Linked DNA regions of Homo sapiens: region 2 is linked to region 1. A link is a contact called in ENCODE POLR2A ChIA-PET data. All regions are on one chromosome and are shown on one strand. Each heading gives the region's core, a stretch centred on a gene start or an enhancer-like site at or near the end of the contact. The rest is flanking DNA. Distances are from core to core; before and after follow the strand shown. Region 1 holds the start of MTHFD1L (methylenetetrahydrofolate dehydrogenase (NADP+ dependent) 1 like). Region 2 holds the start of MAP3K4-AS1 (MAP3K4 antisense RNA 1).

Region 1 (7,543 bases), core at 1,335-3,834:
TGTATTTTGCATGTGTCCTCTCACATAATTGTTTCCATAACCCCTTGAGGTAAGTACTGTTACTCCTCCCATTTTCCTGAAGGAATTGAGTTTGGAGAACCCAGTGCAGGCCCTAAAGCCCCCTACTAACCTCTTTACTCATCTCTAAGGCAGTCATGGCTTTAAACCTAAAAGTATGCATGAATAGCCCAGGCGCGGTGGGTCACGCCTGTAATCCCAACACTTTGGGAGGCCAAGGCAGTCGGATCACCTGAGGTCAGGAGTTCAAGACCAGCCTGGCCAACATGGTGAGACATCCTGTCTTTACTCAAAATACAAAAATTAGCCGGGCGTGGTGGCGTGCTCCTGTAATCCCAGCTACTCGGGAGGCTGAGGCAGGGGAATCGCCTGAACCTGGGAGGCAGAGGTTGCAGGGAGCCAAGATCGTGCCATTGCACTCCAGCCTGAGTGACAGAGCAAGACTCCGTCTCAAAAAAAAAAAAAAAAAAAAAGAATATGTATGAATAAAACCCACAGATGACCCCAAATCTTGAAGCATTCCTTCTGTAACCATTTCACAAGTGCTTATTACATGCTGGGCACTCTCTCCAGGACCTAGGATATAGCACCGAAGAGACGGCTGTCTCATGAAGCTCATATTCCAGGTGGGTGAGACAGACAAGAAATGAGCAAAGAAGGAAGTTTCAGGTAATAATCAGTTTACCTAGAAAATAAAACAGCATGACGGGAGAAGTTTTTTTGCCGCCTATCCTGGCTTCAGACTCTAACCGGTAAGATGAGTCTCAGCAACGTGCAGGTTAAAACCTAATGACCTGACGTGTAATTAATCCCAGCGCTTTTGGGGGCAGGGATGATGGCTTGCGCCCAGGAGTTCCAGACCAGCCTGGTAACAGAGTGGTGCTCTGTCTCTATGAAAATAAAATAAAATAATCCGGGCATGGTAGCGCACACCTGTGGTCCCAGTTACACTGGAGGCTAAGGCGGGAGAATCGCTTGAGCCCAGGAGGCGGAGGCTGCATTGAGCCGAGATGGCACCACTGAACTCCAGCCTGAGCAACAAAGCGAGACTCCATTTCTAAAAGAAAAAGAAGACAGAGAACAAGAAAAACTAAATAAATGGCCCCTTAAAATCATCCGCCACATAATAAAGAGCCTAGGAAACGTATTTTACTGAGATGGGAGAAGGGGAGTGGGGAGGAAAATGGGAGAGCAGAGGGAGGAAGGAAAGGCAGAGAGAAAGGCAAGCAGGCAATGACTAAGAAAGAAGGCTAGAAGGAAAGGGAAGAGGATGTGAATGGAGGAGGTGGTCCGCTGGCCGGGGAAACCGCATCCTGGAACTCGTTCCTAATCCCAGTTCCGAGGGAGGCGGAAGGGGCTTTCTTGCCACCCCCAAGTTGTCCCGAAGGGCTCGCCCTGCAAGGCCCGAGACCCGTGCGCCCCTCTGGGCGAGGGCGGGGAAGGCTGGAGCCCAGGGGCGGGGACCGGGACGGGAAAGGCCGGGCCCGGGGCTCCCAGTTCGCTCTGGGCCCGCAGAAAACCCTGCAAACCCAGCTGCGCGGGGACTCCGTGGGCGCTGCGCGGCGAAGCTGGAAACCAGCGCTGAGACCTCTCGGATTCCCCCCGGCGGCTGTCCCGGGGGCCCGGCTCCACCTTTGCCGTTCCGGGAAAAGCGGACGTCAGCCACAGACCCCAGCCCAGCAGGAGGGGCCGCGCGCGGGGAAGGGCGCACAACACCAGGGAGCTTCGCGCGGGCGGCGCTGGGCCCGAGCCCGCCTCTCCCGAGCTCCGCTTGCCCTTCCCGAACCCCGGGCCAGCCGGCGCGCCGAGCCGCAGCCCCGCCCTCCTCCTGCTCCTCGCCCCCTCCCCTGGTTTCCGCCCCAGCCGCACCGCCCCTTTACCGTCTGGGTCGCGCCCGGCGCGATTGCATCAGAGCCGGCGGCCGGCTGCGCACGTGGAGCCGGGCGTGCGGTCCATGCCGCTAGGCGCCCATTGGAGATGCCCACGCCCACCTGCGCTGCGGGCCCGGTCGGGTACTGGATCCCCCGTTCTCCGCCAGCGCTCCCGGCCGCAGTGCCCAAGCCCGCGTTTCCCGACACACCGCCCGGCCCCCCTAATGAGTTGGCACCAAACACTCGCAGCCCCGCGCCCCGCTCCCCACGGCGGTCCCGGGCGCTCCGCCCCTGGGTCGGGGCCACAGCCGCTGGAGACCTGGGCCAGGGCCAGACCCGACACTCACCTGACGATGGAGTCCCGCGCCGCGGGCGTTCGGCCGCCGGGGCTGCAGCTGCTCCGGGCCTGGCCATCCTGCGGCCGCCGCTGTCCAAGCAGGCCCTCCCGGCCACCGCCGCCGCCTCCGCCGCCGCCGCTGCTAGCGCGACAGGGCACACGGAGGCGGCGCGGAGGGCCCGGGGGCTGGGGCGGGCGGCGGAGCTGGCGCAGGACGAGCGGCAGACGCGTGCCCATGGCGCGGGACGGCTGGTTCTCAGGGGACACGGAGCTGCGGCTGCCGAGGGCGGCGGGGCGCGTGCCAGGGGAGCAGGCGGCGGCGGCGGCGGCGGCGGCGGGAAGGACCTGGCGCTTCCTCCTCGTCCCAGGGGCCCCTAGGGGGCACTGCACCCGGCGGCCGTGACGTGCGGAGGGCGGGGGCCTGCGAGCCGCCGGCCGGGATGTCACGGCTTTGGGCACTTTGGTTTGGTAAGCTGTACCAGACAGAGGGTGGGGTGCGGAGTGGGACTCAGACTCTGCCCTGAGACTCAGCCTCCCTCCCTTCAGCCTGAAAGGCCGAGGTGACCCTTGGTACTCAGGGCGCCAAGTTTAGACGGGAGGGCTTGGATTTGCTGTACTGGAGGTGGCCTGAGGATAAGAGGCTTTGTAACCTTAGGCAGGGGCACTTAATCTCGGTGAGCTTGCGGGGTCTTCGTCAGTACCACAGAGATAACAATGCTCTTCTTAAAACCTTAAAAGGATTTTATAGTCCTGATTGGTTCCAGGGCCCCTCCAGGGGACCCACGTCCACAAATGCTCAAGTCCTTGGTAAAAAAAAAAAAAAAAAAAAGTGTTTGCATATCACCTACACACATCTTCCCATCATAAACTTTAGGTCATCTCCACATTCCCTAAGTCCTCACCTAACATCGTGGAGGGGTTCTTGGAAACTGAAACTTTAAGCCAAATGACTGTAAGGAAAACAGTTTGACCACAGGCTAATTGATATGAGTGAAGTTCCTACAACATATCTGTGGTCACAAAATCGCCCCTAAACTTCGAAATAAAGACCAAAACACTTCTAATATTAAACATTGAAATAAGTGTGAGCCATGCATATATTTAAGGAAGATTTTTAGCTCACGCCTATAATCCCAACACTTTGGGAGGCTGAGGTGGGCAGATCACGTGAGGCCAGAAGTTCAAGACCAGCTTGGCCAACATGGCGAAACCCCATCTCTACTAAAAATACAGAAAATTGGCTGGGTGTGGTGGCGCGTGCCTGTATTCTCAGCTACTCGGGAGGCTGAGGCAGGAGAATCGCTTGAACCCAGGAGCCAGAGGTTGCAGTGAGCCGAGATCATGTCACTGTACTCTAGCCTGGGCGACAGAGCACAGCTCTGTCTCAAAGAAAAAGTTTTTTTTAAACACCCCCTATCCCTCTCGCTTAGAGAAAAATAAAGATTAATAAAAGTGAGATCATTTTTACCGGCTTATTCCAACTCAGGGCACCTCACAGGGTGTGCTCACACACACCCACACTCACACTCGGATCGTGTAGATGCACCAATTTACCTAAAGTGCACTGCACGGCTTTGGGATGTGACAGGACACCAGAAGACAGAGAAAATCCACACAGACATGGATAAAACGTGACAGTGGACCCAGCCAGAAATCTATTTTTTTCTCATCATTATAAGAAAACCACTGAGCAAAATGATGAAATGATGTTATTCCAGGACCTGCTGTACTTATAATACCTAATACAATGTAAATGCTATGTAAATAGATATTACACTGTACTTTTTTATTTCTATGATTTTTTATTATTTTTTGTTATTGTAATTTTTTCAAATACTTTCAGTCCCAGGTTGATTGAGGATACAGAGGGCTGACCATAAGTTCCAAGTAAAGTGGATATCAGATTGTAATTTTATGATTCCCAAGTGAGGGTCAGATTGTTAACTTTATATTTTTACAACCTTATACCCTTATAATTCCCAGATAAGGTGGGAATAAAACTAGTCCAAGTTACAGAGATTGGTTTTCCATTAGCCGAGCACCATACTGGGACAGTGCTGGAAGGACCCTTCATACAATCCTAACAAAAGTAGGGAATTGAGAGCTATTGTCTTGACCTTCAACCTTTGGAAACTGGGGTCCAGAGAGGCCCATCTGTTTACTGGCAGAGCTGGGAGATTGAGGCTGCAATGAGCTGTGAGCGTGTCACTGCACTCCAACCTGGGCAACAGAGTGAGACCCTGTCTCAAAAAAAAAAAAAAAAAAAAAAAAAGGCTTCCTGAAGAAAGTGAAAGAGGTGGCAGCTGGAGGCAAGACCTTAGCAGTTGAGCTAAGGGAAGGTCAGCTAAGGGAAGGAAATGAGCTAAGGGAAGGTCAGTGTTGGAAAAGTGGGAATGTTGGAAATGAAGGAACAACATGAGCAAAAGTCTGGAGTAGAAGAGAGCATGATGAATTTGAGATACTGAGAGCTGTTCAGTCGAGTGGGGAGGGCAGGGGAAAATGAGTAGCAATGGCAAGTAAGAAGAGCTGGGCAGGGCCACGTTGTGGCAGGTCACGAAACCATTGCATTGCATTTTTTTTTTTTTTTTGAGATGGAATCTAGCTTTATTGCCCAGGCTGGAGTGCAGTGGCGCAATCTTGTCTCACTGCAGCCTCCACTCCCAGGTTCAAGCAATTCTCCTGCCTCAGCCTCCCAAGTAGCAGGGATTACAGCCAACCACCATGCCTGGCTAATTTTGTGTTTTTGGCAGAGACAGGGTTTCGCCATCTTGGCCAAGCTGCTCTCAAATTCCTGACCTCAGGTGATTTGCCCTCCTCGGCCTCCTCCCAAAGTGTTGGGATTACAGGAGTGAGCCTCTGCGCCCAGCCCATTGCATTGCATTTTGAAAGCAGTGGAAAACAACTGAAGGATTTAGAATTAGGAGAGTGGCAATCTCAGATGTGTGTTGTAGAAGGATCACAGCAGCGACAGCGTAGACAATAGAAAGTGAAGGCAGCAGACAAATCCGAAGACTGTTTCAGTAACAGGAGAAGAAACGAGAAGTTCCTGAGTATATCCTTGACCAATGGATTGGTGAAAAGTGGATGGATTCATGAGATAAGTAAGAGGAACCATTGGTAGCCTTTAGGATTTGATTGATTTAGAGGGTATATGGAAGGAAGTTGTCAAGGATGAAGCCCCACTTTCTGGCTTGAAGTATAGGTGGTGCTATTCCTAGAGGAAGACCAGAGGAGAGAAGCAACAGGCTTAGCCCTATCAAGATTGGCATGCCTATGGGATATCAGAGTGGAGATGTGGAGTAGGATGTTGGATCCATGGATGTATAGCTCAGGAGAAAGTTCAAAAATGGAGATACAGATTTGATAACCATGGTTATGGGTAAGATCACCGAGAGAGTGTATAGAAGACAGGAGGACCTACAATAGCACCAAAAAACACAAACAAGAAAGAAGCAGAGGAAGACAATGCCACAAAAGAGACTACGGAGGGAAAAACAGTAGGAGAAAAAATTAGAAAGTGGGCCGGGTGCGATGGCTCACACCTGTAATCCCAACACTTTGGGAGGCCAAGGTGGGGAGATCACCTGAGGTCGGGAGTTCGAGACCAGCCTGACCAACATGTGAAGGGGGCCTGCCCCTCCACACCTGTGGGTATTTCTCGTCAGGTGGAGACGAGAGACTGAGAAAAGAAATAAGACACAGAGACAAAGTACAGAGAAAGGACAGTGGGCCCAGGAGACCGGTGCTCAACATGTGAGGACCTGCACCGGTGCTAGTCTCTGAGTTCCCTCAGTATTTATTGATCACTATTTTTACTATCTTGGTGAGGGGAGTGTGGCAGGGCAACAGGGTGATGTGGAGAAGGTCAGAGGGGAAACATGTGAGCAAAGGAATCTGTATCATGAATAAGTCCAAGGAAAAGTACTGTGCCTGGATGTGCATGTAGGCTAGATGTATGTTTCCCTTTACACAAACATCTCAGTGTAGCAAAGAGTAACAGAGCAGTATTGCTGCCAGCATATCTTGCCTCCAGCCACAGGGTGGTTTTCTCCTATCTCATGATCAGCTTTACCCTGAGACATTTCATTCCCAGGGACGTGCAGGAGACAGAAAACTTCCCCTTATCTCAACCGCAAAGAGGCCTCCCTCTTTCACTACTCCTCAGCACAGACCCTTCATGGGTGTCGGGCTGGGGGATGTAAGGTCTTTCCTTTCCCATGAGGCCATATCTCAGGCTGTCTCAGTGGGGGAAACCTTGGACAATACCCAAGCTTTCTTGGGCAGAGGTCCCTGCGCCTTTCCGCAGTGCATTGTGTCCCTGGTTAATAGAGAATGGAGAATGGCGATGACTTTTACCAGGCATACTGCCTGCAAACACATTGTTAACAAGGCACAGCCTGCACAGCCCTAAATCCATTAAACCTTGATTTGATACAGCACGTTTCTGCGAGCACATGGTTGGGGCTAAAGTTACAGATTAACAGCATCTCAAAGCAGAACAATATTTCTTAGTACAGATCAAAATGGAATTTCTTATGTCTTCCTTTTCTGCATAGACACAGTAACAATCTGATCTCTCTTTCTTTTCCCCACATTCTCCCTTTTGTTTTTGACAAAACTGCCATCGTCATCATGGCCCGTTCTTGATGGTCGCTGTCTCTTCGGAGCTGCTGGGTACACCTGCAGACTAACAACAGACAGAACAGGCACACAAGGATTAATATGAAATTTATAATAATGGAACTTCTGATGGTTTTAACCCAAGTGACTGGGTTAAGATTTGCGAGGCCATCAGTAGCTTCCGTAATTGCTTCAGTTCCTGGCACCAAATTTAAATGGGCTTTTGATGCCTCAAAAATTTGTTCTTTTAATTTTGAAATGTCTGAAGTAAGATTATCTTCTCTTCCTTGTAGATGGCATCTAACCATGTCCCAGTGAGGCTCAGACTCATTACAGGCTTGGGGTGTAATACAAAAATCTGACGTATTCCAGTCACACTGTAACTGAAAATGATGTTCCAAGCTCACGAGCTTATCTCCCATCCAAATGACATTTTGTCTAAGATCATTAATCTAATTTGCCAATTTTTGATCAATACCAGATTGTGAATTCCACAATCTTGTAGAATTTTTTTTGCCAATTGTTAACAAAGTGTACCGTCTGAACAGAAGAGTGCAATGCAACTCCTGCCACAGCGGCCATAACTGTGACTGCACTTAATCCCGTAGTCACCGCAATCAAAGTAAAAATGAATCTTTTGGATCTATTTAGAACTCCTTTTAATACTTCAGTTAAAATATGGATGGATGGCGAAGCC
Region 2 (7,543 bases), core at 1,279-3,778, about 10 Mb before region 1:
AATGAGCTGGACCTGGTGGCAGGCACCTATAATCCCAGCTACCCGGGAGGCTGAGGCAGGAGAATTGCTCGAACTCGGGAGGCAGAGGTTGCAGCGAGCTGAGATCACGCCACTGCACTCCAGCCTGGGCAACAGAGAAAGACTCTGTCTCAAAAAAAACTAAAAAAACCTAAAAACTAAAAGTAGAACTACCATTTGATCCAGCAATCCCACTACTGAGTATCTACCCAAAGGAAAACAACTAATCATATGAAAAAGACACATGTACACACGTTTATAGCAGCAATTCGCAATTCACAACTGCAAAAATATGGAACCAACCTAAATGCCCATCAACCAATGAGTGGATAAAGAAAATGTGGCATATATACACCATGGACTACTACTCAGCCATGAAACAACGAAATAATGGCAACTGCAGCAACTTGGATGGAGCTGGAGGCCATTACTCTAAGTGAAGTCACTCAGGAATGGAAAACCAAACATCGTATTCACTTATAAGTGAGAGCTAAGCTAGGAGGATGCAAAGGCGTAAGAATGATATAATGGACTTTGAAGACTCGGGGGAAGGCTCAGAGCGGGGTGAGGAATAGACTACATATTTGGTACAGTGTACATTGCTTGGGTGACAGGTGCACCAAAATCTTAGAAATCACCACTACAGAACTTATCCATGTAACCAAAAAACACCTGTACCCCAAAAACTATTGAAAATAAAATAAAAAAGAAAATTGTAAAAAAAAAAAAGAGGTGGCATTTCACACATTTTGAACACGTACACTGAGCTCCTCTAAAATGGTTAAAAAAAAAAGTTCAAATGAACAACTGGATAGACCCCCTACATCTTTTACCAAAGATCTACAGTAATTCTGTCAGAGGTCAGTTCTATGTATTGAAGAGCAGGTGGTGACAACGAGGACATAAAAAAGAGAAAACAACAGCTTTGTCAAGTAATCTGTTTTACAGATTTTTCTATTGTAAAATTAACTGCAATGTTGCTAAGAAAAATATTGAGATCTTCTTGTTCCGTACACTGCTGTTCACTTACAGTTGGATGAAACCCATTATCCTGACCTATTTTTATTATAACACAGACAGAAGCCTGACTGAAAAGTCAAGTTTTTTTTTTTTTTTACCACTGAAGCAGCAGTCATTTTTGCAGCACATTTTCATTTCTCTGCCCTTCTCGCTTTTACCTAAGAATGCTCATGTCCATTTCTTTCCGGAGTAGGGTTATACAGAATTCTAATTTCTGATCCGCCCATTTGGATAATGAATTCTTCATGGTGGTTAAAGACATGGGCTGTGCAGCCAGACCTTTCTTCATTACCAGCTGTGAAACCCTGGACAAGATACTTAAACTGTGTGCCTCAGTTTCCTCATCTGTCAAAAAGAGAGTATAACAGGACCTACCTCATAGAGTTGTTGAAAAGATTAAATGGGTTAATAGAAATAAAGACAATGGCCTATTTTAACCGTTAAGTGTTCACTATTAATTTTAAAGAAAAAGGTATCAAAATTGCTCGAAAACTGATCCGTTAACAAATTTATAATAAACTTTCTGACAAAATTTCTAAAAATACTAGATGTATTCAAAAGGAACCAAAGGAATTCTCATTACACCCTGTACCATTATTCAGAGAAGTTGTTCCTTAGAAGTACCCAGAACTATCTCAGAATTAAAAGAGGCAACTAATTTCTTCACAGCTTATAAAAATAAAACAAATTTGTTTGGGCCAACTGAATGATGACAAGCAAGAATATGGCTCCTGTGTTCAGTTCTAACTACAGTTACAGGTGTGAATTTTCTTTAAGCAGGAAAAAGAGGACACTTTACTGCCTTATTCCTAGAACCATAGAGCAAGACCATAAGATGCCAAGAGGAGCTGCCGAGGTATTTTCATTACAGGGGACAGGGGGCAGCAGTTTGCAAGTTTACTCTGGGATGCAAAGGACAGGGAGTAAGAGGACATTTGAACATACAAACATAGGCACGTAAAAAGAGGGAAATTCTCAGTTATGGTGAGTTTGTTCTCTCAATTAAAAAAAAAATAAAGACATAAAAATAAGTTAATAGAGTATGGAAGAAAAAGCAACAAATGCTTTGGTTACCGAAGTTCCACCTTAGAGCTTCCTGCAGTAGCAAAGTTTTAGACAAATGAATCCTTACTTTTGTGCACGTGTGAGCAACAATCTGCACAATACTAGCACTAAAGGACAGTAAGGGGCCCTCAGAACAGGAAAGCAACGTATCTGTCTGCATAGTCTAAGTGCAATTTCTCACGGAAGAGATGACAGGCATTCTCTGGAGCGGGCAAAAGGAGAGGAGGAGGAGAACGCGGGGAAATAGCCAGTACGCACTCGATTTCCGAATGTCTCTTTTACTCGAATGAGGGCAGAGGGGAGGGACCACTTTCGTTCAGTAATGATGAGAGGCACTTCAGTGAGGCCACTCTTCCGAAGCTAGCGGCAGGGGAGGCAGCCGCACTCTGCTCCCAGCCCCCGCAACGTTGAGGGTGAGCTGGGGGAGTCTACAAGGGAAGGGGAGCCGGCAACACGCTCGAGCGGAACCCTGCGGAGCTGCAACCCCGGGAGGAGTCGCCGGACAGACTCAGACGCGGTCCCCTGGGACCCAGGGATGCACCGCGCCCCTCCCGCCCCAGCCTGCAGAGACTGGATGCTTCCCTCCCCACCTGGCGGGAAGCAGAGGCCCTCGGGCCCGACCGAGTTCGGGCCAGGACCCGCCCCGCTTTCTGCGAGCGACCGACTGCGGCCGCCACACTCACCTCGCCGCCAAGCAGCACTCGGGTTCTGACTCGGTCTCGGGTTCCGGTGGCGGTGGTGGCGGCGGCGGCGGTGGCGGCGGCTCCTCCATGGCGGCGGCAGGCGTGACGGCAAAGGCGGGAGGAGGGACCAGCGCGGCAGCGGCTTCTCTCATCCGTGCACGGAGCCCCGCATGGCCGCGGCGGGCAGTAAGCTGCAGCCTGGCGCGGGGCACCGGAGCCCCGAAGTGCGGGAGTGACTCGACTCCGCCTCCGCCTCTACCCCGCCGCAGGAGCCGTGCGCGCCGCGGCCATCTTGGAAACGGCGACCGGCCGAGCGCCGGGGCTACGGTGGGCGGCGAGGGACAAGCCTCCCAGATCGGCGGCGGTGGCGGCGGCGGCGGCGGGCGCCGGAATGCGACCGGACGGGGGCGGAGACGGCGGCAGGGAGGGGCGGGGAGCGCCGTCAAGTGTCGGCGCGATTCGGTCCTGGAGCCGGGTCTCGCCAGCTCGCCCGGTGTCGCCCCGGCCGGTGGCAGTGGGGGACTGTGGAGCGGAGCCGGGCTGTGCAGCGGGCTGGGAGCTCGAGGCTTCCCAGGCGGTCGTCGGTCTGGGAGGGACGCTGGGTAGGGCCGATGAGCGGGGCGGGCGCGACGCTATGAGCCCGGCCGGAGTCGCCGCCCAGGGACCTGCCACCCGGATCCCACCTTCCAGGAGGACGGACGTCACCCAGACGCTCGCAACTCCGGTCTCTTGACAGCGCAGCCTTCCACAGGCTCGAATTTTTAAGACTTGACATAAAGTCTCCGGAATTCCAGATTATTAAAGTGACCCCCTCATTTCAACCCGGCAAAACTTCTCACCCCAGTGTCATAAGATTCGATAGCGATCTCCCAGAAACTTGGACTGGAATGCTCCTACACTGAGGGGATGGGGGGAAGAAGAAATGCTAAAGATTATTTCAGAGTTACAGAAATCCTGTTGAAATTCCAATGCATCGTTTACTCTTAGCGCTGGGGCTTCACAGTTTTTTTTTAAGTTGGAAATATTTACAAAATTTCCCATAGGGTGAAATCCAGAGTTAATCCAAAACCAGAATCTTTTAAAATTAAGTACATTCAAATGTGCAGATTTCTTAAACCTCATTTAGTTGAGCTTTGATAGGTGAAACGCACGTTTTGAACAACTCTGGTAACAAAGAAAAACATTAAATTGATTATAGGTATGTTATATTTAAAGACCAGTTGTGAAATTAGCTATATTGTGCTCAAAGTATGTTACTGACATTTCTCCGTCGTTAAAAGGAACTGCTCCATTCTAGTTTTTTATAATAGTCTGTATTATGTATATAGCCTGATAGTGCTGAATTTCTGAATTGACCTTCATCTTATTTACTCAATAATATTCATTTGACAAATACTTATTAAGTGCATATATGTGTCAGGAACTGTACTAGATGCTGAGGATATAGCAGTAAGCGCAACAGACCAAGCTAACAGCTTAGTAAAGGGTGAGGTAAAACAAAACAAAAAAGTATTCAAAAAAATAAACTAATTTTTATCTTAATTTAAAAAATTACAAATTTTTAAAAATCACAAATTGGTATCCATGTATAATTCATTTCCGTGCATTTTCTTGTGTGAAGAAAGCTCAGTAAAAGTATTTCTTAGGTTTCTGTAATTCTAGTTCTCTACTCGATTTTCTTCTGCAATTTTCTGAGCCAGAACCCTTCTTAGAAGGCATATTAGAGACTTTAAAAGTTAAATAATAAAATAAATCTCTTCTTTAAACAGCATTGTACTACGTATTCTTTGGTATGACTACCGAATTTAAGCTAGCTGATAATGCAGACACGTGTGTCCAAGTCACAAAACACTTAGCAAATATAATCAGCATGCGGGAGACCTGTGGCTTGTTCTTGTGTTTTAATTTCCACTTGAGGATACTATGTATTTTAGCAGGAACCAAGTAAATTTACACTTACCTAATCAAGTAATGCATCATGTATAGAAACCTAAGTTAACTGGTACTAAATATTCAATATAAGTGTTGTGACTTTTCGCCCCACCCCCATGCTGGGTCCAGGAAAGCTGTTTCTCTGGCTGACAACCCTCTCATCTCACCCCGTGCCCCCACTTTGTCTTCAGGGCTCCCAGTGAGCGCCTCACAGCCCCCAGATTTCTTTTCTGCCTTCTCCACCATAGTGTAAGCTCCTTCAGGAAAGAAGCTGTTCTTCCTTCTTCTGACCTTTGCCTAGGGATCAAATGTCTCTGGTGCCCAACATGGTGTTAGTAGAACTCAGTAAGTATTGTTGCATTAATGAAATAGTTATTTTTTTTAAGTTATTAGATTTTTGTCTCTAAATTTTTATTCTTGTTTAGCACATGGTTGGTCTCATTGTCTCATTACCTTTAATAATGTTCTTTTTTTATTTTGGAGACAGGGTCTTCCTGGGCTCAAGTGATCCTCCCACCTCAGCCTCTGCTGTAGCTGGGACTACAGATGCATACCACCATGTCCAGCTAATTTTAAACATTTTTTTTTTTTTTTTGGTAGAGCTGAGGCCTCACTATGTTGCCCAAGCTAGTCTTGAACTCCTGGCCTCAAGTCTCCCAGAACCCTGGGATTATAGGTGTAAGCCACTGCACCCAGCCTAATCATGTTAAAAACAATGACAACAAAATCTTCAGAGAATTACCTTTCACTCTTTGTCCTCAAGACCGAATCCACATAGCCCTTATGGAATTTCTTTACTTTGAAATGAGTTTAAAAAGCTAAGGTTCTACTGAAGACCTAGTCTAGGTTGAGCTACGTAACATTCAGAACATTGCTTACCATGAGTTTAAAGCCCATTTTTGACATACACAAAACCAGTTACATATTCATATGCATGTTCTTTCTGCTTTGCCAAAAACACTCAAAAACCTTGGACATATGCTACCACTATTATGAAGTCTCAAATTTCCTCTCTATATAGTGTGTATATATATATATGTACATAAATGTAAAGGGCATAATTGTAACACCTTAGCATATTTCAAGGCTAGTATATTAGTCAATTTTATGGATTTTGCCACAGGATTATTTAAAAAAAATTTTTTTATTTTGAGATGGAGTCTTGCTCTGTTGCCCAGGCTGGAGTGCAGTGGCGTGATCTCAGCTCACTGCAACCTCTGCCTCCCAGGTTCAAGCGATTCTCCTGCCTCAGCCTCCTGAGTAGCTGAGATTACAGGCACCTGCCACCACACCTGGCTTTTTGTATTTTTTAGTAGACACAGGGTTTCACCATGTTAGCCAGGATGGTCTCAATAAAATAAGTGATGTGATAAATAGGGTTATGTCTGCTATTAAAAAGAAAAACCTCTAAGGCTATAGTTTTTAAAATTATTATTAGCGTGGTGCTGCATTTTACTTAAAATAAGTTCCTCCCTTCCTTGTGGTATTCCTGAGGGAGCACACCCCTTCATTTCCTTCTGGAAGTGCAGGGAGTTAAAACCAGGAGAGCCCACATTTCTTCATTCCTGTTCTGGTTTCTCAGTTCCCCCCGACCAGATTCCGGTGTGAACATTCAGACAAAAACTTCAGCAGTTCTGGCCCTCTGCTCTCTGGTGGCTCCTCTACAGCTCCGCAGAGGCAGAAAGACAGGCAGCACAAACATGCAATCTGCTCACGACCAGAGGGGCTGATTAATTTTCACTCCAGCACACGCAGAGAAAGGCAGACCCAGTGAAAGAGAGCAATAAAAACCTCACATCCATTGGAGAGGACCTAAACTAAGCACGACACACATTGATTTTTTGTTTCATAATGATACAGTGGCATCTATTTCTATCTACTGGTAAAACACCAAAGAAATACTGGATATGTACAAAAGATAGTAAACTTTTTTAAAATTTACTTTTAAGATTAGGTGTACATCTGCAGGTTTGTTATATAGGTAAACTTGTGTCATGGGGGTTTGCTGTACAGATTATTTCAACACCAAGGGATTAAGCCAGTACCCATTAGCTATTTTTCCTGATCCTCTCCCTCCTCCCACCCTCCACCTTCCAATAGGCCCTGTGTGTGTGTCCATGTGTTCTTATCATTTTGCTCCCACTTATAAATGAGAACATGGATGTTTGATTTTCTGTTCCTGCATTAGTTTGCTAAGGATAATGGTCTCCAGCTCCATCCATGTTGCTGCAAAGGACATGATCTTGTTCTTTTACGTCTGCATAGTATTACATAGTGTATATGTACCTCATTTTCCTTATCCAGTCTACCACTGATTGGCATTAGATTGATTCTGTGTCTTTGCTATTGTGAATAGTAGTTACACACTTTTTAAATAGTCCTTATAACCTTAAATCTCATCCTTCTTGGCTGAGTAGTAGGAAGTTGGAGAAAACCTCCACTGTTTATTTGCTGAGAGGTGATTTGCCTGTTTTTGTTATTTCTCCACCATGACATAAATCACCCCTTATTGCAGACATTCTCCTCTGCATGAAGAATCTAAATTGAACCCCCAGGGGCTCCAAATCAGTAGATAAAGAATTAAAGATTGCATGCTTTCAAAAAATAATTAGAATAGTGGGAATTACCCAAATGATTGAAACAAATAAAGGGAAAGGACGTGGCCTCCAACATATAAAACGTGAGCATGTGCTAACCCACAGGGAGGAGCACCCACTTCATTTCCTTTGGGACATGCAGGCAGCTAAAACCAGGAGAGCCCACGTTTCTTCATTCCTGCTCTGACTTCTCAATACCTCTTTCCAGGATCTTGCTAACATGAGGAA

The links. ChIA-PET counts read pairs that join two places held with the same protein, here RNA polymerase II (POLR2A).
Region 2: POLR2A ChIA-PET joins it to region 1 with 13 read pairs in BJ. The contact joins the promoter of MAP3K4-AS1 here to the promoter of MTHFD1L in region 1. POLR2A ChIA-PET finds 5 or more read pairs at or near these places in 2 of 52 experiments (BJ and activated naive CD8-positive, alpha-beta T cell).

Annotation. Positions count from the first base shown.
Region 1 is chr6:150,860,743-150,868,285 of GRCh38, reverse strand. It overlaps MTHFD1L (methylenetetrahydrofolate dehydrogenase (NADP+ dependent) 1 like), which reads right to left and starts at 2,584. Exons shown (of 28, transcript NM_015440.5): 1 at 2,237-2,584. The coding sequence starts at 2,463. RefSeq lists silencers at 1,413-1,562, 1,683-1,882, 2,043-2,452, 2,513-2,742.
Region 2 is chr6:160,987,327-160,994,869 of GRCh38, reverse strand. MAP3K4-AS1 (MAP3K4 antisense RNA 1) reads left to right here and starts at 2,528. Exons shown (of 1, transcript NR_174962.1): 1 at 2,528-4,552. MAP3K4 (mitogen-activated protein kinase kinase kinase 4) reads right to left here and starts at 3,101. Exons shown (of 27, transcript NM_005922.4): 1 at 2,787-3,101. The coding sequence starts at 2,938. RefSeq lists silencers at 2,296-2,425, 2,339-2,633, 3,096-3,425 and enhancers at 2,694-3,563, 3,516-3,585, 3,606-3,665.